2 separate regions of the Homo sapiens genome follow, and region 1 is linked to region 2. Evidence: chromatin loops called from intact Hi-C (ENCODE). Cell type or tissue: CD4-positive, alpha-beta T cell. All regions are shown on one strand. Links, peaks and the distances in the headings refer to the core of each region. The heading gives the core; the rest is flanking DNA.

Region 1 (12,533 bases), core at 2,663-10,662, 55 kb after region 2:
GTCTCTGCAATGTTTTTGGTATATATGTTATCTCATTAGTTTCCATACTCTAAGGTAGTTGTTATGATTATTCTCATTTTAGATGAGGAATTTGAAGCCCTGAGAGTCTAAGTAAACTTTTAAGACTCCAGAGATAGTAAGAAAAACAGTTAGGTCTTAATTAAAACCTGAGAGTGTCCAAAATTTTTGCTTCTTAAAATCATGCTGTCTCTTTAATGAAGTCCATTCAGGTTTCGTTGAAGAAAGATGAGGAAAATAGGAAGGGAGAGAAGTGATCACTGTTAAAATAGGGTCAATGAGATAGAGAGGGTTCTGGGGATAAGAAGCATAGACCCATATTCATTCCCTTGAAACCAAACTCAGCTTCTTAGAAATTATAAGGATCTCTTTCAGCTTCTGTGACTTTTTTGCATTTGTTGTGTTTTCTGTCCTTAAGATCACTGGAATATCAGTAAACAATCAGAAAATAATTTTAAAATTTCAATTTATGCTGTAGAAGTCATGGAAGGGCCAGGCATGGTGGCTCGCACCTATAATCCTGGAAGTTTCAGAGGCCGAGGAAAGCGGATCACCTGAGGTCAGGAGTTGGAGACTAGCCTGGCCAACATGGTGAAACCCCGTTTCTACTAAAAATACAAAAATTAGCTGTGCATGATGGTGGGCATCTATAATCACAGATACTTAGAAGGCTGAGGCAGGAGAATAGCTTGAACCCAGGAGATGCAGAAGGCAGTGAGCCGAGATCGTGCCACTGCACTCCAGCCTGGGTGAAAAAAGCTCCATCTTGGAGGAAAAAAAATAGAAGTCAGGGAAGTAGAGAAACAGTAAAACCTTTTTGCATGGCAGCTGGCTAAATTAGGATTAAGGAGGAGGGAAACTTCCCGGAGCATCAAGGAAAAGGGTTCCTAGATATTCGTGTAATGTCTTCTCTTGGTCCTCAGATCCCACATTCACAAATATTGAGAAACAGACACCACAATCAGAAATTGCAAGCTAATTATTTTATTGGTATACAGAAGTTAGAGCTATGATGACCTTTTTCCAATGTCATGGCATTTGAATCATTTGAATCACTCTCATCTTCTTATTCACTTCCTGAAACAAACAAACAAGGAAGTTCATAGACCAGACTTGACATGGCAGGAAATGTCGAATTCCTCACTGGTCTTACTGCACTACAGTACATGAGAGCCCATCCTCTCTCCCCCTATCCCTTCTACCTCCTGTGTTTCCTCCCTAATTTTTTGTGTGTTCACTCTTTGGATGCCCTTGCACAAAATGTGCTCCAAATTGTTCCTTACGTGATGAAGACAGAAGATCATTCTTAGCTTATTATTACTTGCTGCTGAATTTGTTCACAGATATATTTACACAGATGGGAACTGGAACATATTTTATAACAGTGAGAAGCTGAAACCACCCTCAGTGTCCAGTGACACAGATTGGTTAAAGAAATCACGGTGCAGCCACATAATGGAGTAGTATAAAATGGTAAAAACAAACAGATAACCACTGAAGAGATCTACTTAGCTTCATAGACGTATGTGGAAATTTTCAAAGAAATGTATTTTTTAAATGACTAACATATGTACCTGAATATAAATTATGGTATTAGTTCTGGGGGAAAAATATTCTAGTAGTCTATGTACACATAAATATTTCAAACAGAAGATGCCATAAAGTTAACAGTGGCAGTTTTCTGAAGGAGGGGAGGCAGGTAGGATGAGTCATGCCTTTAAATTTAGATTCATATTTTTCCATTGCATTAGATATTTTTTGTTAGCTTAATCATGTACTTATTGAACAGTAAGAATTTGAAAAATGAGACACCATTTAGCTGCTGAAAGTTCAGGGACCACTTGGCAGGAATACTGGACTCAAGAGGCTGGTGTGAGGCAGGACTGAGCAAACAGTGCTCAGGTGAAAACTTTAAATGGGAGGTCTCTCAGTTTGTGCACAGAAAACAGAGCGCCAGAGAGAACATGGTACTACTTCCTTGTTGCCAACACAACTTAAGACAGATTATTTGGAATTTTGTTTCTCAACATCAGAATTCCTTAAAGAGTTTGTTACAAATATAGGATCTTGTTACCCATTTCCAGAATATGTCAATACAAATCTTTAGAAATGGGATCTGGGACTATACAATGCCAATGGGCTTTTAGCTGATTCATTGGCACAATAAAGCTGGAGAGCTGTAGCAATTAGAGCACTTGGTGAAGAATAAACTGGAATCATACCTGTCATTGAATCCTAGATGACTGGGGAGGCTGTCACTGGGGAGGTCTGGAAGGTCTGCCCCCTTGAGGAGGGCGTGGTGGTCCCTGGGGCTGTCCAGCAGGAGGTGCCTGAGGCTGCTGGGGATTGCCTCCTGCTGGAGGTGGGGGACCTTGAGGATTGTTGCCTTCTTGTTGGGGTGGTCCTTGTGGCTTTCCTGGAGGAGATCGGGCACTTCGGGACTTGCTGCCTCCTTGTGGGGGTGGTCCTTGTGGCTTTCCTGGAGGTGGGGGACCTTGAGGTTTGTTGCCTCCTTGTGGGGGTGGTCCTTGTGGCTTTCCTGGAGGAGGTGGGGGACCTTGAGGCTGGTTGCCTCCTTGTGGGGGTGGTCCTTGTGGCTTTCCTGGAGGAGATCGAGAACTTCGGGACTTGCTGCCTCCTTGTGGGGGTGGTCCTTGTGGCTTTCCTGGAGGTGGGGGACCTTGAGGTTTGTTGCCTCCTTGTGGGGGTGGTCCTTGTGGCTTTCCTGGAGGAGGTGGGGGACCTTGGGGCTGGTTGCCTCCTTGTGGGGGTGGTCCTTGTGGCTTTCCTGGAGGAGATCGGGCACTTTGGGACTTGTTGTCTCCTTGTGGGGGTGGTCCTTGTGGCTTTCCTGGAGGTGGGGGACCTTGAGGTTTGTTGCCTCCTTGTGGGGGTGGTCCTTGTGGCTTTCCTGGAGGAGGTGGGGGACCTTGGGGCTGGTTGCCTCCTTGTGGGGGTGGTCCTTGTGGCTTTCCTGGAGGAGATCGAGAACTTCGGGACTTGTTGTCTCCTTGTGGGGGTGGTCCTTGTGGCTTTCCTGGAGGTGGGGGACCTTGAGGTTTGTTGCCTCCTTGTGGGGGTGGTCCTTGTGGCTTTCCTGGAGGAGGTGGAGGACCTTGAGGCTGGTTGCCTCCTTGTGGGGGTGGTCCTTGTGGCTTTCCTGGAGGAGATCGGGGACTTCGGGACTTGTCTCCTTGTGGGGGTGGTCCTTGTGGCTTTCCTGGAGGTGGGGGACCTTGAGGTTTGTTGCCTCCTTGTGGGGGTGGTCCTTGTGGCTTTCCTGGAGGAGGTGGGGGACCTTGAGGCTGGTTGCCTCCTTGTGGGGGTGGTCCTTGTGGCTTTCCTGGAGGAGATGGGGGACCTTGAGGTTTGTTGCCTCCTTGTGGGGGTGCTCCTTGTGGATTTCCTGGAGAACAAAGAGAGAAGAGAAAGACAGAGTAAAAGCCCATACAAGATTCCCTGAATAGTTGCAGTAAATTTTTATCAGTTTGGGTAACAAGCTGAGTGGGGAAACACACAAAAATGAGACCAAGACATTAATTTCTTTGCATTTCAGTGAAGACATAGAACTCTGGAGTGGAGCGCCAGGGAAGAACAAAGCAGTTGAGGGCCTCTCATTATAAAGAGGAGACAGAATGAGGATGCTGCCCATTTGTCTGTCATCTCCCAGCAGGCACTCCTGGCCAGGGGGATGAGGTAACCCACTCCTGCTGTCATCTAAGCCAAGCATCTCTGCCGTTCAATTTGGTGGCCTGCTCATGATGCCCAGAATCAAGGTTGCATGAAGAGTGCCTATATTATTAGGAGCACTAACATTAATCAATTCCCGAAAGGAAAGTTTTGATAAGAAGACACTGGAGAACTGATCCATTCATAAGCAGAAAAAGACAGTCAGAACAGATTGAGAATGAATCGGGATTTACCTGCTATTAGGGAGGGAGATTCTTCCTGGCTGACATCTAGAAGAGAAGCACAGGATGATGGGAACAGTTACATCTTGAACCTTACAAGACTCACAAGTGTTCTACAGGGAAAACAGACTTCTCACCACACCCCATGCATCCCCTAAGTTAACTCATCAGCCACCATCTGTGAAGCTGCTGGAAGGGGAGGAAGGTGTAAGGGGAGGCAGGGTTGTTATGACAGAGCAACAGCCATGAACTCAACATAGAAGAGCCCCTTTTTTCCCTCCCTAGCATCCCTCAAGACTTAATGCTAATTTAGTTCACAAATGCCAGGTACTTCAATGTGATATTTTGGTGTTCTTATGCCCTCCATCTCCTATAAATACATTGCTTATGTACACATGCTTTCTCAATTGGGGTAACCAGAAGTAATCATTTCAATACAATCTTACCCATACCACTCCCAGCACATTGAAATACTGCGTGTAAGGGAGAGAAAAATGACAATGATTGGCTCTGATATTTCTGTATCTCTAGTTAAACAGAGACAAGTGTTCCATCCAATTCTCTGTCTCTGCAGTATCTCTGATACTGTGTGTGTCTATCGCCGTCATCGATGCTGATGCACTGTACAGCAAGGCCACCATCATCCCTGTGTACTTACTGAGATCAGTTTAGGATCTTCACAGCTGGACTTCCATGAATCTGCCTTGCATTCTCTACTGCATCCTTCACAGCACAGTTCTATCTATAAATGCAAATCTTACCTTCTCATTCCCCTGGAACAAATTCTTTATTGGATTTCATTGTACATTAAATAAATTAGAAACTCTTATTGTGGAATGAGGGCACAACAAGTCTCCTGATCCTAGGCATGAAAACTCTGCAGCCCCATCTGTGTTTTCATTCTCCTCTCTTCCCCGTAATTACCATTATCACCTCCTAAGCCCCAAGCAGAGTCACCACATCTTCTCCCCCTTCTGTTTTACCTTCATTTAAGTTCTGAGCTGAGCTCAGGGCCAGCAAGGCCACTGACAGCAGAATCAACAGCATCTTGCAGGAGGCTCTGGAGTCACTCCCAACTCTGTGCTGGGAGGAACGTGGCAACTCCCTTTATAAAGAGGAGAAGAACAATGGCACCTTTGAGCTCCACACTGGGTGGGCCTCACCACCTCAGAGACTGGCTTCTGCTTTGCTCACTGCAGGTCAGGTGTTTCCTTTATTTTTCTTTGAGACTCTAGCCCAGAGAGATGAGTTGGATAGGATATGTTGTTAGTGTCTTATTTCCAAAAGGTACAACTATGACTTGAACAATGGTTTTGAAGGAACTGTGTCCAAGCCATCAGCACTGTGTCATCACTGAACTTTAGATATCATTAGAGTTTCAATCTTTTAGGTAAGACTATCATCCACTTTCCACTGTGCTATTTATTTCTGTTTATGTGTGTGTGAGCAGCGATGCTACAACCAGCAGTGAAGATGGTCAATATCTCTGGATATTATTATGCCCTATTTCCATCTCTTGTGATGTGTGTGTACAGATATTTTCATATTTAGCTCAATTTTTGATGTGATAGAGATGGTTTCTGCTATCTATGAGATGTGTGAGGACAGCACACTTCTGTGCACACATAGATGACAGAAAGCTGCCCCGCAGCCTGCTCAGGATAGGGCTATTGTTCAAGTTTCTGTGGATCTCACTCAGCTGAGGCAAGGCTTGGTCCTGTACAACACAGGAAGTCTAAAATTTTGTATTCTAAAGTAATTTTAGAGGTTATTAACGCAAAATGGACACAGAAACCACCAGGAAATTTCTAGACCTGAGAAAACTGAATACATAGTTCTGTGAGGGAGCCATGCGATGTCATGTTGCTAAAATTTCCTTCATGCTCTTCCCTTTCTCTAGAATATTCTATAAAATTCACCCACTGCTTCATTTCTTTTAGGAATTATATCGAATTCTTACCACTGATAATTAAGTGGCCACAATTCTACATTCAAATAAGATAATCAGATACCACCATCAAACCCTCAATTGCATTCTATTGGTTTTATTGGTTTAGTCAGTATTTGTGTTACCTGTTTTCTCAGATTCTTCTTCCACGAGTATTTTTCTACAATATTCTGATATGCATTCCTCCCCACGTTCTTTCTAGTACTTCTTTTACATATTTTATTTTCTGAGTCAAGCTCATTATGTGTATCTTTTATTATGTAGCTGGCTTTTCCCCATGAATTTGGTGAGATTTCCTTTATTTAATCTTTTAAGTAATAGGATATATACTCCTCACCATCTTTTTTCATTCCTGTCTGTGTAATTTCACAATAAATGTTGTGTTTCCAAAAAGCCCTCTCAGAGTCCTGCATTGTTAGCACTTCTTTTAGCTGCTGGTTCTTCTCTTATATCTGGTAAATCCCTGCTCATCAGTTCATGGAATATACAGGTTAGTCAGTATCAACAGCTGCCATTTACCACTTAGACCTTCTGTGTGTCTTGTGTAATTGTTCACATTTTGTGCATGGCTGGTGTTAATTTGAGAACAGATTGGTGGGAGGTATGATGGGGGTAGAGAGGGTATGTGACAGTAAATCCTAAAGACAGGCCTCTTGACCGTTGTGGATGAGTGGATCCTGTGCTGTGCACATGAGGGTCTGGTCTGGCCCTTCTGAAGAGTTGCGGATATTAGTACAGGGAGACTTCCTAATACAAAAGGCTTTGCTATGCATAACTTTGCCCTTGCAGGGGAACCAGGCAGATTGGTATTTTCCCTGGCATAAATATAGACATACTTCAAAGGGGAATACATTACTAATTGGCAGTTCTTTCTGGCTCTATGGAAAGTGGATTGGTTCTAGCTGAGCTTCATGAGTTTTATCTTAGGCAGGGAGTAGTTGCTTGGTCCCAGCAGATCCCAGTGCTTTGTTGAGATTTGTGTCTCTGGTCTCACAGACACTGTTTTCCATAGGAAATGGAAATGAACAATCCTGCCTAGCTGGCTTAAGCTAGACCATCAGGTAGCAAAGGAATGTCAGAGACAAGGAGCAACAAAGAGGCACGGATGACATTGCCTGATTATGTCACCAACTGAGGTTGCTACAGCCTGATGCAAGACAGACTTCCCCTTGGCAGGAGAGTACAGGAAGAGAACAGAAATGCCCCTAAAGGTCACTCATTTCAGGCCCTTTCCCTGGTCTTCTCCAGTGTCAGCAATGAGTAAAGTTTTTCAGGAAAGCATAAATATAAGCTATGCACTCACCAGACAAAACAAAAAAGAGGTGATGGAAATGTGGAAAGGGATACCGTCTGTGACTGAATGTGGGTGGAAGAGAGAAGCAGGACTGCAGCAGGAGCTTGGGCACCTATATGTGAGTGGCAGCCCTCAGCACTCCACTTGCCTTCTAATATCCATGTTCATATTCTCAGGTCCAGAAGGAACAGTCTTCAACATATGAAATTTTAGGAACACAGTTCAGCTCTCATAACAGCTCCCAACCTTTTCTAAGTCAAGTGTTCAGTGGTTCAAAACTCCTCACTCCCTTCAGGCACTGCCCTTTAGCAAATCGAGTTGCTTCCACTTTCAACACTCATCCCAAATACAACAACTTGCATAATCTTTACTAGAAGGTGATAGTTCAGGCCATGATGCTCTCTCCTGAAGAAGTTTAATATCCTCAGCTGCTCTTGGTAACATTCCTACCCCAGCACATCCCATATCCATTCCCCTCACATCAGTCACAGTGATCATTGAAAAGTAGGAATTAGATCATAACACTTTTGTGCTTCAAATGCTCTTAGGATTTTCTTCTGCACTTGTAATAAGATCCAAACTTCATGCCTCAGCTCTCTCACACCCACACATCTCCCTCTTTTTGAAGACGCGGAAGCTCTGTGAATGGAACAGAAAGCCAAATCCTCCTCAACTTACTGTGTTCATTGGGTAAACCAACCATTCTGATAACACAGTTGTGTTTGAGAATTCAGCGTTGCTTTGACTTTTCTAAAAACTTTGGTTACACTAGTAGGATCTTCATCTTTACATTTTTATTTGATGTTGATGCTCTCTAATATATATATATTTCACAATTATTTGAGCATATTTATATTCTTTCCATTTATCCTAGCAAAGGCTGATTATAATAGAAAACATTTCTTCAGCATTTACTATATGATATTCAATGTTCAGAACCATCATATTAGGGAGGTGTGATGATTATTATTATCTTAATTTTGTAGATGAGGTAATTTAGGTGCGTGTCTAGGTTCATATAAAGGTAGTAAGTGGAATGGAAGGCAGTCAGTTCTCAGATCTGAGTTCTTGCCTACTGTGCTCCAGTGGTTACTTGCTCTTCATTCATTCATTTCTCTAAAAGAAAGTGAAAGGAAATGAGATTCAGAGAACAAAAACAAGTTTCTCTTAGAATATTGTCAAGGTTAAATTTTCCTGAGACGTTAACAGCTAATGTGACTAAAAATATATTTTCCTGAGTAAACATGTTTGTTTGAAATCATAATCCCATTTAAACATATTCTAGTCTTCCGCTTTACCGCTTGCATTTATATAAAGACACTCAGAGGAATTAATTCCTTTTTTTTTCTAATTACAAAACCCTGTCAATGTAGATCCTGTATGTCCTTCCTTAATCCATGCTACATGCATTTTTCTTGGGTGGCGTATTAGCATTGACAAAATTTGTGTATGCCCTTTTAAATTGACTAAATTTGATCCTTCTAATCACAATGGATCTAAAATTCTAGAAATCCAAGAGGGAGCCTGGTCAGAGAGTTGTCTAAGAAAGGATAAACTATATACCACTTACATAACTTTCAGTCTTCTGCATGAAGATGTCACCTGTGTCCTGGCCCCAGAGCTGGTGTTCCACCCTCAGTGATTGGGGCCATAGAAGGCATTGGTCATCAGCCTAAGGTCAAGTGTCTGTAGCCTCATCACACCACTGTTATCACAATGTCAGAGTGTATTCTTCAGCTTTCAGTTAAACATCCTATCAGTTCATAGAGAAGTACAATCACAACTTATCTCATAAGAAATACAAAGCAATGTATGTCACCCTCATATTTTTCTGATCATGTACAAAGTCGGTAAGATGATAGGAATTTCATTAAAGTGATTAATCAATGACTCATTTATTAAACCCATAAACCTGTACCTATCTCTTTCAAAAGATGTTGTCTCCTCTGCTTAAGAACCACGAATTATTACTGTATTTCATTGATTTTGAAGTCCACATGTATGCATATTTATCATCTTGGAAATTGTTTTTAAAATATGATCACGACAGAATCATTCATCCAATGTTTTCTTCTTACAATGGTACCTTGATCTCCTCTCTTGAAGGGCTGAGGTCTGCTTTTACCTCCTTGGAGCTTGGGTAGAACTTCATTACTGCCATGACCAGTAGATTATATCAGAAGTGATACTTTGTGACTTTTGAGTCTGTATCATAGAAATGCCATGCAATTCCAAATTGTTCTTTATGGAACCTGACACATGCTGTGAGGATGTCCATGCTGTGAGACAGAGATAGAACATTCATTTTAAAAATGATTGGATCAAAACTGTCTCTAAACAATATTCAATAACCGAGTTTGTTTCAGTGACCCATTTGCTACCTATATCGTATATTATATTTCAACACATGCATGGCTACATAGCTAAAGATATATGGATCATTCCTTTCTATCTTGCATAGTGATGTTTCTGATGCCTTAGCTCTTCTAGTACTTACAATAGCACTTTGAGGATTTTTTGCATTTATGTTCACTTTTCAAAGTTAGAGATAAAATCTTAATGTGATTGAGTGACTTTCCCTAACACATACACTTCATAGGGAACAGCATAAGAAAAAGAAATGAAGGAGACAGACAGAGAGAGAGACAGAGAGAGAGAAATGAGACAATGACCTTATTCATGAGAACAATGTAAAATACCTAGGATCAAATAGCAAGAAATGCACAGGATTCAGTTGAAGAAGAATGATCAAACTTTGATGCAGAATATGCACTAAAATGTACATACATGTAAATTTCTGCACATGAAAATGCTATATTCAAATAGGACAAATTTTCCAGGTGTTCTGGCAAAAATTGCACAACAGTCCCCTCTTCATGTCTGATTTTGGCTTTGCTCAATCACAAACTCTGTTATTTTTCTATTTGTCATTCCAATTCCACAGTTTTGTTTACATTTGTTGTTTATTGTCATCTCTTCTTTCATTCTCCTCAATCTTGGGTATTAATTTCTGCTGTGCTTCTTTATTGTAATTTTGTTGGGACATTGGGAAAGGGCAGAAATCAGTCCATGTGTTCAATGCACTGTGCATTCCAATACCCTGAGTATAGAGATAAATTCCTTATCACAGTTTATAGCAGGTTCTACAGATGATCTTTTTGTTTATGACTCTTTCTATATAAGTGTATTCAAGTGACTTTACAAGGCAGACTGCTGTTACCTGTGTTCCTAATTTTATCAGAAGAATATGCCACTGTCTTTTCTTTCCTGGCTGCATTAAATGTAACATGACCATGACTTGATAATCACATGGTTATTTTTTACAACATTATTGAGTAAACATCTGGCAACAATCTTAAATATTGAATACATTTTTATACTCTAATATACTAACAAATATAATTTTTTAAAAACAAATGTACATTGTTTCAAGTCTATTACTTATCCATCTTTGGAATTGCCAAAGCAAATCTCTCCATATTATTAAAAAAAAAAAAAAAAAACTTTTGTGCCTTCTAGTAAACAGACATAGAAACAGAATTTTATGATATGATACATAAAAGAGTTTGTATTTATCTTACATTTTTGCTAACCTTACTTTTTAGCTAAGCTTTTGTCTATATTTGAATTTTCTTGATGGAAACATGCCTTTGTACATTTTTATTGAGCAATTAAAGGCTTATTTAACTAGTCAACCTAACAACATTGACATACGGTTTTTGTCAGATTGGAATGATCTACAAAGCTTCTGAAGCTTGAACTTTGGGGTCCTTCATGTGCACAGGCCCTTCCCAAGATCCTGTTTAGAGTGAACAGAATACAGAGATTTAGAAGGTTCATGAAATAGCAGTGGTCTTCTTTATGCCGACTCCTTTACTCAAGCCTTTATGTATTTTTCTGTCTTCCACTGACCCATGGGGATCATAAGATTTCAAGACCTTCTCCTCCCTAAAACAAACTCCAATCATTTGAGGGATATCTGAATTTTTTTCTGAAAAGAAGACTTGGGAATACCTATAGAAGCAAATTTCTAAATAATCTGATTCTTATGTCTACAAATAATGGCTATCTTCCTGCACTGCTGTAAATGTACTGTGCCATTGCAGATTATACATGGAGGAATCTAAAGAGTGTACTGTAGTGGTGACTGAAGGGCCTATTGAAATGAGGTACAGCTATAGATTCTTGCTCTTCCACTAGTTTTTCCCTTGAAGAACATACTCCCTGCACAATGGCACCTTCCCTTAGTATTTGTAGTGTTTCTACCTTTAAGCATGGAAGGAATGGTCAATGTTAGCAATGTTTTCTTTTCTTTACAATTTACGGCGGGGTAAGGACAATTCTCATGTTTGACTATAAAAGCAAGGGCAGCTTCATGGCCCTAATCCATTTGGGCATTTCTGCTGGTGTCCTGGATCCATCTATCTCCACATCTGTGTATCCAGAGATGGTGCTGACTGTGGCAATTACCAATTCATGGAGGTTCTTTGATTTTTAATAGGAAGAGTGATTTCCCCAGAGGTTTTCTCTTTAAATGAAGACATTCCTTCCCTGATTTCTGGGACATACCACTGTTGTTTATTCTGAAGAGTCCATGACTGGAACATCAGGGAAGGCCACAGATTTTTGTATTCTTTCTTTATTCAGGCTCTTTGGTTTTCCTTGGGAGGGATTCTACAACAGACTTACTAAGTGAGACTCTGAAACTCTGCCCCTATTTTGTACCCTTCTCCCCCAGGCATCTTGTTCGCTTAGCTGAGTACACTCTTGGGAAGAAGAGAGAATATGGTGGTAGCTCATGAGGACACGTCCAGTTTGCTTCCACAGCCTAAGACTCAACTGAATAAACACCTGAAATCTAAGTCTCCCTAAAGGTGTGCAACAGCTTTGGGGGATCTTTAACCATTTACCTCCTGTTATCTTTGGAATGGAGCAAAAACTAAAAGTGTTACATGGGAAGTTTGTTTCAATTCTACCACCTGGTACTCAGTTTACAAGCATTTCCCAATCCTACTTCTTAATGAGTTATATAAAAGGAGAAGATTTATTGACCATTTGTCATACATTTTGGTCAACATGTCAGTTATTGATATGTATTTTTTACATTATTAACTGAAGAAAAATGGATGCCTTTTACAAACGTTATAAGATTACAAAACACAAATACATCCAAAGGAACCAAATTAGGGTTGTAATGTGGAAGCCTAATGATTTTCCATCAGAACTCTCATATAAATGCCCTGTTTGATAAGAGAAATGAGCAGGAGCAAGGTCGTGGTGAAGGACTCTGCTGAAGCTTTCCCAAGGATTCCTATACTAAAGCTTTGGCTTTCTCAAAATATTCTCAGAATAAGCAGTTATT
Region 2 (12,533 bases), core at 2,599-10,598:
TTTGAGGTCAGGTAGTGTGATGCCTCCAGCTTTGTTCTTTTGCCTTAGGATTCTCTTGGCAATGTGGGCTCATTTTTTTTCCATATGAACTTTAAAGTAGTTTTTTCCAATTCTGTGAAGAAAGTCATTGGTAGCTTGATGGGGATGGCATTGAATCTATAAATTACCTTGGGCAGCATGGCCATTTTCACAATATTGATTCTTCCTATCCATGAGCATGAAATGTTCTTCCATTTATTTGTGTCCTCTTTTATTTTGTTGAGCAGTGGTTTGTAGTTATCCTTGAAGAGGTCCTTCACATCCCTTGTAAGTTGGATTCCTAGGGATTTTATTCTCTGAAGCAATTGTGAAGGGGAATTCACTCATGATTTGGCTCTCTGTTTGTCTGTTATTGGTGTATAGGAATGCTTGTGATTTTTGCACATTGATTTTGTATCCTGAGACTTTGCTAAAGTTGCTTATCAGCTTAAGGAGATTTTGGGCTGAGACGATGGGGTTTTCTAAATATACAATCATGTCATCTGCAAACAGGGACAATTTGACTTCCTCTTTTCCTAGTGGAATACCCTTTATTTCTTTCTCCTGCCTGATTGCCCTGGCCAGAACTTCCAACACCATATTAAATAGGAGTGGTGAGAAAGGGCATCCCTGTCTTGTGCCAGTTTTCAAAGGGAATACTTCCAGTTTTTGCCCATTCAGTATGATATTGGCTGTGGGTTTGTCATAAATAACTCATTATTTTGAGATACACCCCATCAATACCTGGTTTATTGAGAGTTTTTAGCATGAAGGGCTGCTGAATTTTGTCAAAGGCCTTTTCTGCATCTATTGAGATAATCATGTGGTTTTTATCTTTGGTTCTGTTTATATGATGGATTATGTTTATTGATTTGAGTATGTTGAACCGGCCTTGCATCCCAGGGATGAAGCCCTCTTGATCATGGTGGATAAGCTTTTTGATGTGCTGCTGCATTCGGTTTGCCAGTATTTTATTGAGGATTTTTGCTTCTATGTTCATCAGGGATATTCGTCTAAAATTTCCTTTTTTGTTTCGCCTCTCCCAGGCTTTGGTATCAGGATGATACTAGCCTCAAAAAAATGAGTTAAGGAGAATTCCCTCTTTTTCTATTGATTGGAATAGTTTCAGAAGGAATGGGACCAGCTCCTGTTTGTAACTCTCATAGAATTCGGCTGGGAATCCATCTGGCCCTGGACTTCTTTCTGGTTGGTAGGCTATTAATTATTACCTCAATTTCAGAGCCTGTTATTGGTCTATTCAGGATTCAACTCCTTCCTGGTTTAGTCTTGAGAGGGTGTATGTGTCCAGGAATTTATCCATTTCTTCTAGATGTTCTAGTTTATTTTCATAGAGGTGTTTATAGTATTCTCTGATGGTAGTTTGTATTTCTGTGGGATCGGTGGTGATATCCCCTTTATCATTTTTTATTGCATCTATTTGATTCTTCTCTTTTCTTCTTTATTAGTCTTGCTAGCAGTCTGTCAATTTTGTTGATCTTTTCAAAAAACCAGCTCCTGGATTCAACTATTTTTTGAAGGGTTTTTTCTGTCTCTATCTCCTTCAGTTCTGCTCTGATCTTAGTTACTTCTTGCCTTCTGCTAGCTTTTGAATGTGTTTGCTCTTGCTTCTCTATTTCTTTTCATTGTGATGTCAGGGTACGGATTTTAGATCTTTCCTGCTTTCTCCTGTGATTTAGTGCTATAAATTGCCCTCTCCACACTGCTTTAAATGTGTCCCAGAGATTCTGGTACAGTGTGTCTTCGTTCTCATTGGCTTCAAAGAACATCATTATTTCTGCCTTCATTTCGTTATGTACCCAGTAATCATTCAGGAACAGGTTGTTCAGTTTGCGTGTAGTTGTGTGGTTTTGAGTGAGTTTTTTATCCTGAGTTCTAATTTGATTGCACTGTGGTCTGAGAGACAGTTTTTTATGATTTCTGTTCTTTTACATTTGCTGAGGAGTGCTTTACCTCCAACTATGTGGTCAATTTTGGAATAAGTGTGGTGTGGTGCTGAGAAGAATGTATATTCTGTTGATTTAGGGTGGAAAGATCTGTAGATGTCTATTAGGCCTGCTTGGTGCAGAGTTGAGGTCAAGTCCTGGATATCCTTGTTAACTTTCTGTCTTGTTGATCTGTCTAATGTTGACAGAGGGGTGTTAAGTCTCCTATTATTATTGTGTGGGAGTTTAAGTCTCTTTGTAGGTCTCTAAGGACTTGCTTTATGAATCTGAGTGCTCCTGTATTGGGTGCATACATATTTAAGATAGTTAGCTCTTCTTGTTGAATTGATCCCTTTACCATTATGTAATGGCCTTCTTTGTTTCTTTTGATCTTTGTTGGTTAAAGTCTGTTTTATCAGAGACTAGGATTGCAACCCCTGCGTTTTTTGTTTTCCATTTACTTGGTAGATCTTCCTCCATCCCTTTATTTTGAACCTATGTGTGTCTGCACATGAGATGGGTCTCCTGAATACAGCACATTGATGGGTCTTGACTCTATCCAATTTGCCAGTCTGTGTCTTTTAATTGCAGCATTTATCCCATTTACATTTAAGGTTAATATTGTTATGTGTGAATTTGATCCTGTCATTATGATGTTAGCTGGTTATTTTGCACATTAGTTGATGCAGTTTCTTCCTGGTAATGATAGTCTTTACAATTTGGCATGTTTTTGCTGTTGCTGGTACCGGTTGTTCCTTTCCATGTTTAGTGCTTCCTTCAAGAGCTCTTGTAAGGCAAGCCTGGTGGTGACAAAATCTCTCAGCATTTGCTTGCCTGTAAAGGATTTTATTTCTCCTTCACTTATGAAGCTTAGTTTGGCTGGATATGAAATTCTGGGTTGAAAATCCTTCTCTTTAAGAATGTTGAATATTGGTCCCCACTCTCTTCTGGCTTGTAGAATTCCTGCCGAGAGATCAGCTGTTAGTCTGATGGGCTTCCCTTTGTGGGTAACCTGACCTTTCTCTCTGGCTGCCCTTAACATTTTTTCTTTCATTTCAACCTTGGTGAATCTGACAATTATGTGTCTTGGGGTTGCTCTTCTCGAGGGGTATCTCTGTGGCGTTCTCTGTATTTCCTGAATTTGAATATTGGCCTGCCTTACTATGTTGAGGAAGTTCTCCTGGATAATATCCTGCAGAGTGTTTTTCAACTTGGTTCCATTCTCCCCATCACTTTCGGATACACCAATCAAATGTAGATTTGGTCTTTTCACATAGTCCCATATTTCTTGGAGGCTTTGTTTCTTTTTACTCTTTTTTCTCTAAGCTTTCTTCTCACTTCATTTCTTCCATTTGGTCTTCCATCACTGATAACCTTTCTTCCACTTGATCAAATCAGCCACTGAAGCTTGTGGATGTGTCATGTAGTTCTCGTGCCATGGTTTTCAGCTCCATCAGTTCATTTAAGGTCTTCTCTATGCTGTTTATTCTAGGTAGCCATTCTTCTCATCTTTTTTCAAGGTTTTTAGCTTCATTGTGATGGGTTCAAACATCCTCCTTTAGCTCAGGGAAGTTTGTTATTACCATTCTTCTGAAGCCTACTTCTGTCAACTTGTCAAAGTCATTTTCTGTCCAGCTTTGTTCCATTGCTGGCAAGGAGCTGCGATCCTTTGGAGGAGAAGAGATGCTCGGTTTTTAGAATTTTCAGCTTTTCTTCTCTGGTTTCTCCCCATCTTTGTGGTTTTATCTACCTTTGGTCTTTGATGATGGTGATGTACAGATGGGGTTTTGGTGCAGATGTTGTTTTTGTTGATGTTGATGCTATTCCATTCTGTTTGTTAGTTTTCCTTCTCACAGTCAGGACCCTGAGCTGCAGTTCTACTGGAGTTTGATGGAGGTCCACTCCAGACCCTGTTTGCCTGGGTATCACCAGCAGAGGCTGCAGAGCAGCAAATATTGCAGAACAGCAAATGTTGCTGCCTGATCCTTCCACTGGAAGCTTTGTCCCAGATGGGCACCTGGTTGTATGAAGTGTCAGTCGGCCCCTACTGGGAGATGTCTCCCAGTTAGGCTACTCGGTGGTCAGGGACCCACTGGAGGAGGCAATGTGTCCATTCTGAGCCCTCGAACTCTGTGCTGGGAGAACAACTACTCTCTTCAAAGCTGTCAGACAGGGACATTTAAGACTTCAGAAGTTTCTCCTGCCTTTTGTTCACCTGTGCCTTGCTCCCAGAAGTGGAGTCTACAGAGGCAGGCAGGCCTCATTGAGCTGCAGTGGGCTCCACCCCGTTTGAGCTTCCGAGCCTCTTTGTTTACCTAGTCAAGCCTCAGCAATGGTGGCTGCCCATCCCCCAGCCTCACTGCCACCTCCCAGTTTGATCTAGGACTGCTGTGCTAGCAGTGAGCAAGGCTCTGTGGGCATGGGACCCACTGAGCCAGACACAAGATATAATCTCCTGGTGTGCCGTTGGCTAAGACCATGTAAAAGCGCAGTATTAGGGCAATAGTGTCCCAATTTTCCAGGTACTGTCTCTCATGGCTTCCCTTGGCTAGGAAAGGGAATTCCCTGACCCCTTGCACTTCCCTGGTGAGGCAATGCCCCGCCCTGCTTCAGCTCACACTCTATGGGCTGCACCCACTGTCTAACCAGTCCCAGTGAGATGAACTTGGTGCCTTAGTTGGAAATGCAGAAATCACCTGTCTTCTGCGTCACTCACACTGGGAGCTGTAGACTGGAGTTGTTCCTATTCGGCCATCTTGGAAGGATCTCCTCTCATTGCTTCTTAAAGTGAGTTATCCATTTGTGAAGGTCCGATTTACTTGGCCACAAATATTTCCTAATGCATCAGTGATGTCACCATCTCTCCACCCAAGCTTCACCATAAACTTGATATTTGTTCTTCCTAAAATTTTAGTGGAATTTTTGTTGCTCTGATAGAAGCTGTTTTCAAACTGCTTTCTCAATCATGTTAGTAACTGAACTAGATCTTGTTCAGACATGTAACAAGTTAGTACAAATGTACTTTTGTACAAAAAATGTTTATATCAATGCAAACTTTTAAAAAATAATATGTATTTTCCAAAAACAGTTTGGATACCCCTTATATTATTGGAAGGCCTCCTCATACAATGAAGTTTGTTGCAGATTTCTCTGCCATCGGCTGGTGATCAGGCAGATTGTTGTTTTCCTCCCCCACTCCTCTAGAATATTAGGGATGTTTGCTAAAGAGGAAATATATTACCAGTTAGAAATTCTTCTTTGGCTATCCAATAATAAAACAGTTGCAGTTTGACTTTATATGCTTTATGGGGGACATAGAGTATTTGCTTGGCCTAGCAGGCATGCTAATGTTATTGGAATGATGGTCATTGGTTTCTACACACTCCATTTGGACAGAGAAACTGGAGATAAATGGTCCTGCCTAGTGACTTACAGTAGACCTTCAAGTAGGAAAGGATGATCAGAGGGAAGGAGCAGACGGGAGTGCTTTGCAGCCTTCCCTCATTGCATAGGTTGCTGTAGAAGTGGTAGTCCTGGTGAAAGAAAGACTCTGCCTTGGCTTGGTGAGTACAGGAAGACAGGAGGCATTGCCTTCAAATATCACTCAGCTCAGGCCCTTTCTCTGACATTTTCCTAGGTCAGCAATGAGTGAAAGAGATTAGTGTATTAGGGAAGAATAAATATCAGCTATGAACTCTTCACATACAAATAAACGGAGGTGACAGAAGAGCCGAAAGAGACTCTATCAGTGAGTGAGGGTGGGTCAAAGAAAGGAGCAGGTCTGCAGCAAGAGCTCAGGCATGTTTCAGTCAGCTGAAGCTCTCAACAATCCACTTGCCTTCTAGTATGGATGCAAACATATATTGTCTCAAACAAGAGTCTTGATTTCTGCGTCTTAAAACTGCTCTCCCCTGACATAATTTGTTATGTCTCTCCTGAAAAAATACCACACATTGTGTAATTTAACAACAGAAATTGATTTTCTCACAGTTCTGGGGACTCACAGCCCATGATCAAGGTGTTAACAGGTTCAGTTCTTCTAAGATGTCTCTTCTTCCCTTTGACTTGGCTATTTTTTTGTTTTGTCTTCACACATGGGTTTCTCTGTACACATGCACCCCTGGTGTCCCTCCATGTGACCAAAAGTTCCTTTCTTATAACAACAGGAGTCTGATTAGATTGGGACCATCTTAATAGCCTAATTTTCATTTAGGTACCTCTATAAAAAGAAATTCTTTCCAAACACAATCATATTCTGAGGTACAGGGATAGGATTTCAACATACAAATTTGGGTAAAAACAATGCAGCCCATGATACCTCCTAATCTTTACTAAAACAATAACATTTTTTACAGAGTTCTCAAGAACATAGGAGTCACTTTTTACTTTTCACTCCACACCAAGCACTGCATATAAGCAAATACAGTGGGCTCCACTATAAAACACATCCCAAGATGACCCTTTCCATAATCTCTAATATAAGGCTCTAGTGGGGGCATGACCCTCTCTCCTGGAGGACTAGAACAGCCCCTAGCTGCCCTTGTAACCTTCCTGCTCCCACCACATTCCATATCACTTCTCCTCACAATAGCCAGTGTGATCTTTTAATAATAAATATTAAATATTACCTTCTTCCTTCATATCCTCTAAGTTTTCCTGATTTTCCTTTTAGTAAGATCTTGTAAAGTTCACACCTAAGTTTCTTCGTACTCACGTGTCATTCTCAAAGACTGGGAAGCTCTATGCATGGAACTGAAAGAAGAATTTTCTTCAACTTTACAATGCGCTGGTTTGTCTAGAACAACTAAAGAGTGGTTTGCCCAGAAGTTGAACATGGACAGAGTTGTGCTGATAGTGAGTGAATTGCATTTAGTCCCTGTGGTCTGAGGGGAGTTCCTCTGTGTGCCCATTTAATCAACTAAGCATTATGATGATACAGTTAACAATTCAACACAATTGTCTCTGAGAAGTGTACTTTGCTTAGGTTTTTCTAAAAATTCTGGCTACCCTATTATGATAGTGGTTCTCATATGCTGACTTACAGTAGAGTCTTCATAAACATAACTTTCACAATTATATTAGCACATTCATATTCTACAAGCCTATTGTAACATGATAGACTATAATAGGAAATATTTACCAAGCATTGACTATGTGCCATATAATCTTCAGAACCATCTTTTCAGGTAGTAATAATTTTTATTACAAGCTTCATTTTATAGATGAGATGATGGAAGCACATGCCAAGATAGTTATAAAGTTAGTAAGTGGTGTAGATGGCGGTAGTCTCCAGAGCCTCAGTTCTTGCCTCCTTTGCTCCACTGCTCTTTGCATTTATGAACATATTTGTTTATTTTCAAGAAAGTGAGAAGAAATTAGATCCAGACAAGAAACTCAGGTACTGGTTTTAGGACCTGCTTGAAGTAAAGCTTTTCTTAAGACATGACCAGGTGAAGTGAAAAAAAAAAACAAACAAAACTATTTTCTTAAAGTTGTTTCTAAATCATAAGCACATTACACAGGCTTCTACATTCCCCTTTTCTTCATCTTTGTGTATTTAGTCATGCACATGATTAATTTCTTCTTCTTCTTTTTTTTTTTTTTTTTTCTGAAGTCTCCCTCTGTCACCCAGGCTGCAGTGCAGTGGCACAGTCTCTGTTCACTGCAACTTCTGCCACCTGGTTTCAAGCGATTCTCTTGCCTCAGCCTCCTAAGTAGCTTGGATTACAGGCACCTGTCACTAGGCCTGGCTCATTTTTTTAGTTTTAGCAGAGACAGGTTTCACCATCTTGGCCTAGCTGATCTTGAACTCCTGACCTCGTGATACACCCGCCTTAGCCTCCCAAAGTGCTGGGATTACAGGCATGAGCCACCACCCCCAGCCACTTTCTTCTTTTTTATAAATGAAAAAATCACTGGCAATCAGGATCATGAAGTGCTTTTTATGCATGCTTACACACACTTTTCTCAGGAGACATTGGCTAAACTGTGGATACCATTTAAAGTGACCAACATTTTTATTCATATCTCACAAGAAATCCAAACAAAAAGAATTCCTCACCCTGTATATGCCAGGAAAAAAACAAAAAATCAATGTACCGAGTCACCTGGAAAAATCAAATTTATGTGTAGCAAATTTTATTGTATTAGAAAGCCTTTCTGTAATGCATTGGGACTGTAAAATGTTCATGGAAAAAGTATGTTATATTTAAAAAAGAATAGATTCCAATTTTTGCACCAAAATAAACTCATATTGACATGCTCTAACATGTCTGAACAGGAGCTACTTGAGTCATCAAGAAAAATAAGAGCAAGTTCAAAAGTTCCCCTATGAGAGCATCATGAATTCTTCTAAAATTAAAAAGAGTATAAACGTGAACTTCATGGTGAAGCTTGGGTACAAGAAGGTGAAATCAATGATGCTTTCTGAAACACTGGTAGGGATAATGGCCCTAAAAATTGGCAGTTCACAAGTAGGTAACTCATTTCAAGAAGGGATAAGACAAGGTTGAACCTAAAGCCCATAGACACAGAGGATTCATATCAAATTGCATGGATAAAATTGGTACAAGATGAATTTTTGTACCAATAATTCTCGGTACAAACAAGAGCCAACACTACAAAATTCTCAATTGGTTCCCCTTACCTGATTCGAATTGAGTAATTAATGTTGAGTAAATTTTTCACTCAATGGATGCCAAAACTATAGCAAAAATATAAGCTACAGACAGGAGCAGACCTTTCCATGAAATTTTAAATAAGGGGGATGAAGATCTTGAAGCATTTCTTCAAGGAATTCTAACAGGAGATGCAACCTGTCTTTACCAGTACAATCCTGAAAACAAATACGTCAAAGCAATAGCTATCAAGAGGTGGAAAGTCCAGTCAAGGCAAAAGTGGATAAGAAAAGTGCAAAGGTCATGTCATGGCAAGAGTTTATTGGGAAGCACGAGGCATTTTGCTGGTTGACTTTCTGGAGGGCAAAAGAATGACAATATCTGCTTATTCTGAGAATAGGGTCAGAAAGCCCAAGCTTTAGTAGAGAAATGCCTGGGGAAGCTTCAGCAGAGTCCTTCACCACAACAGTGCTCCTGCTCATTTCTCTCATCAAACAGGGCCATTGTGTGAGAGTTCTGATGGAAAATCATTAATGATTCACATTACAATCCTAATTTGGTTCCCTTGGTTTTCTTTTCATTTCATGATGTCATAATGTCTGTAAAGGGCATCCAGTATTCTTCAGTTAATAATGTAAAAAAGACATACAAATACCGGCCATGCTGACAAAAACGTATGAAGATTGGTCAATAAATATTCTCAATATTCTCCCTTTATGTTGCTCATTAATGATTGGGATTGGGAAATGGTTGAAACCTGAGTATCAGGTGTTAGAATTAAAACACACTTCACAAATGAGACTTTAATTTTGACTCTCTTCCACAGATAACAAGAGATAGAAAGATCAAAGATCCCCCAAAGCTGTTACAGTTCATTGGGGAAATGTATAATTCTGATGTTTATTCAGCTGAGCCTTGAGCAGTGTCTGCACTACTTGAATTTGAAAGCAAATGTGTCTTGCTTACTTGCATGAAGACACTTAGTCCATATCTCCTTTATTACTTCTTTTCCCCTACTCCGATCTCAATTCTGTTAAGCATTCAGGCTGGGCCTGAGATCTCACTGACCCAAGGAGGACCAAAGGTCCTATACACTCATCCCAACATATTGCAAGATATCAAGTAGGGTAAGGACTCAAATTGCTTATAACTGCTCAAACCACCACTGTACTTGGTTCTTTGAGAGTGGGGAAGGCATACCGAGAGCCACAGGATGTAGCCACAGGAGCATGTGAGAAGAAAGAAAGGAAGAGAAACCAAATCTGTGTCCTCTCTAGACACTGGGAGATGCACTTTAAAGAACGGTGAATCTGGGAAAAAGCTAAGGAAGAAAAGCCTTTTTGGTAGCTCTAGTCATTCTTTTTTTTCTTTTTCTTTTTAAATACTGGGACTTGCTCTATAGCTTAAGCTAGAGTGCAGTGGCACAATCCTGGCTCACTGCAGCCTCAATCTCCTGGGCTCAAGTAATCCTTCCATCTAACCATCCTAAGTCGCTAGGACTACAGGCACACCCACTGAGATACGATAAATTGGTAATTTTTTGTAAAGACAGAGGGTCTTACTATGTTGCCCAAGCTGATCTGGGATTCTTGGCATCAAGAAGTTCTCACACCTCAGCCTTCAAAAGTAGTGGAATTAGAGGCATGAGCCACCATGCCAGGCTAGTAGATATTCTTTTTACCTAAGCCTCATTGTCCTGCACTCCGTCAATCCCCAATCAGAAGACAGCAGAGCCACCTGACTACTGTGATAGCTTCTAATAAGCAGGTGTCAACCTCTGGTGTTCCTGTAGGAAGAAAAGAAAAAAGAAGTACCTGACCAACTGATGTGGTTTGAGTCAACAGTACACAAAAGAAAAAAGACAGAAAGACTTTGTAAATTGGGCTCTTGGGACACATTCGCACAGTTTTTTGTAGTTTTTACATTTGAATGTATGGTATGATATTAAATATTTATAACATTACCTCATTAGAGACAGAGAGAAACCTCCAGGCACAAGCTCCAAGTAGAAAAATGTTAGTGGGACAAACCCTTCTGGCATTTGAACCACCCAGTGGATTACAATGTAGCACTAGTGTCTCTTCCCTCCAATGTCCAAAGCTTGCCTTTTTGAAACTTTTCTGTATTGCAAACAGAGGAAATGCATATGTGCAAGACAAAATAGAAAATCACCCAATATACTTTAAAAAACCAGAAACAATTGAACAATTATTAAGGAATGAAACAATCAAGAGACAACAACTTCGAAGCAAATTGGATATTGAAATGATGAGACTTTAAAGCAGCTGTTATAGCCATCCTTTAAGAGGTCAATGTGTACACTCTCAAAATAAAAGAAAAAACTTCTCAGCAGAGAAAAATAAAGCATATAAGATAAAATAGAAATTTTAGAACTGTGATATATAATGTATAAATTTTTTAAAATTCATTATGTGTGATCAACAGCAGAAAGAAAATGATGGAGGACATAGCGTTCTTGAGTTTGCATTAATAGGAATTATATACTCTGAACAACACAGGATTAAATAGTCAAAAAAAATTTTGTTTGTGTCACAAATAAGAAAGGCTGTAACAAATGATGTGATAATCATGCAGTCTGAGTTTCAGAAAAAGAGAAAAACGAGGATGGTATTGAAAAAGGACTCAAAGAGAAAGGCTGAACCCCCCAAACTTGCAATGGGCATAAACCTGCAGATGCAAGAAATTGAGCAAATCCCAACCAAAATATATCCAAGGAAATCTATGCCCAGCAACATTGTAGTCAAATTTCTGAAAATTAAAACAAAGAAAATGTTTTAAAGGCAGATAGAAAGAAATAATACCATGCGTATAGGAAAAACACAATGTGAATATCTGTGGCGTTACTACCAGAAAGCAGAAAACAACAGAAGAATGTAGCTCAAATATTTGAAGTGCTGAAAGAAAAAAATTGCCAACCAGAGGTTTATGTCCAATAAAACTATCCTTCAATAAGGAGAAAGAAATCCAGTCATTCTCAGAAGAATGAAAAGAAAAATCCTAACAGAATTTGTTTCCAACAAACCAATTTTTTTAAAATGGCTCAAGCAAGTACTCTAAACAGAAAAAAAGTATAGAAGAGGAATTTCTGGAACAGCAAGAATGAAGCAAAAAAAGAAAAGAAAAAAAGCAACAGAAAATGGGGAAAAAGTAAGTAAACACAAAACATTTTCCTTTTTTTCTCAAATTTTCTGCAGGAGTTTCAAATTGCTCAACTGGCTATTGCTAATATTAAGGAGGAAAGAGATCTAGGGAATGAGGCAAAAAATAACATTCTTCTCTGGTGCCCCTAGAAATAAACTCAGCCTTGACACATGGATTTAACCAAGTGAGACCCGATTCAGAATCCTGAGCTACAAAACTGAAAGACAATAATGTCATGTTGAAGCAAAAATTATAAAACGTACTGTTTTTGCTAAATGCACGTAGAGATATATTTAAGATGATTATATTACAAACAGAGGTCGGTAAATAACAGGGATATAAAGTTTTCATATTTCGCCCCCGGAGGGTAAAAAGAGCACACCACTAGACTGTGACAAACTATGTATGTGTAATGTAATACCCAGAGCAACCACTAAAAATGCTGTATACAGAATGACACTCAAAAACATTGCAGATCAACGTAAATGGAATCAAAAAACCTTTTCAAGGAATCCACAGAAGATAGAAAGAAAGAAAACAATCAAAATGAGTATAAATATAAAGTAAACAAAATGGCTGTAAATTATTAACAATTACATGAAATGAAAATGGTTATTGAAAGTAAATTTCTGCCATTTCAGTTTGTGACTTACACTATTGTATATATATATACTTCAAGTACAAATATTAGCATTACAACTAATTTTACATAAACTCATTCATATTCTCATGCGAACATCTGGAAGATGCCTGGGCAATTCTCTCCACCTGCCCTGAATCAAACCAGTTCCAG

Evidence for each region. Peaks named below come from ENCODE experiments on the same cell type or tissue, not always from the same donor. Only the 100,000 strongest peaks of a DNase experiment are listed, where the experiment ranks them.
Region 1: it touches region 2 in a loop (2.4-fold over the local background); 11 of 110 quality-filtered maps call a loop at or near these places.

What each region holds. Positions count from the first base shown.
Region 1 is chr12:11,390,554-11,403,086 of GRCh38, forward strand. It overlaps PRB2 (proline rich protein BstNI subfamily 2), which reads right to left and starts at 5,014. Exons shown (of 4, transcript NM_006248.4): 1 at 4,913-5,014; 2 at 3,942-3,977; 3 at 2,241-3,424; 4 at 987-1,095. The coding sequence starts at 4,976. The coding sequence ends at 2,274. LOC124902878 (a long non-coding RNA gene) reads right to left here and starts at 9,335. Exons shown (of 3, transcript XR_007063211.1): 1 at 9,258-9,335; 2 at 8,742-8,924; 3 at 8,084-8,287. In CD4-positive, alpha-beta T cell, for the core only: no CTCF peak of the experiment used is centred there; no DNase peak of the experiment used is centred there.
Region 2 is chr12:11,335,828-11,348,360 of GRCh38, forward strand. No RefSeq gene overlaps it. Among named protein-coding and RNA genes, the nearest start is that of PRB4, 32 kb to the left of the region's middle. In CD4-positive, alpha-beta T cell, for the core only: no CTCF peak of the experiment used is centred there; no DNase peak of the experiment used is centred there.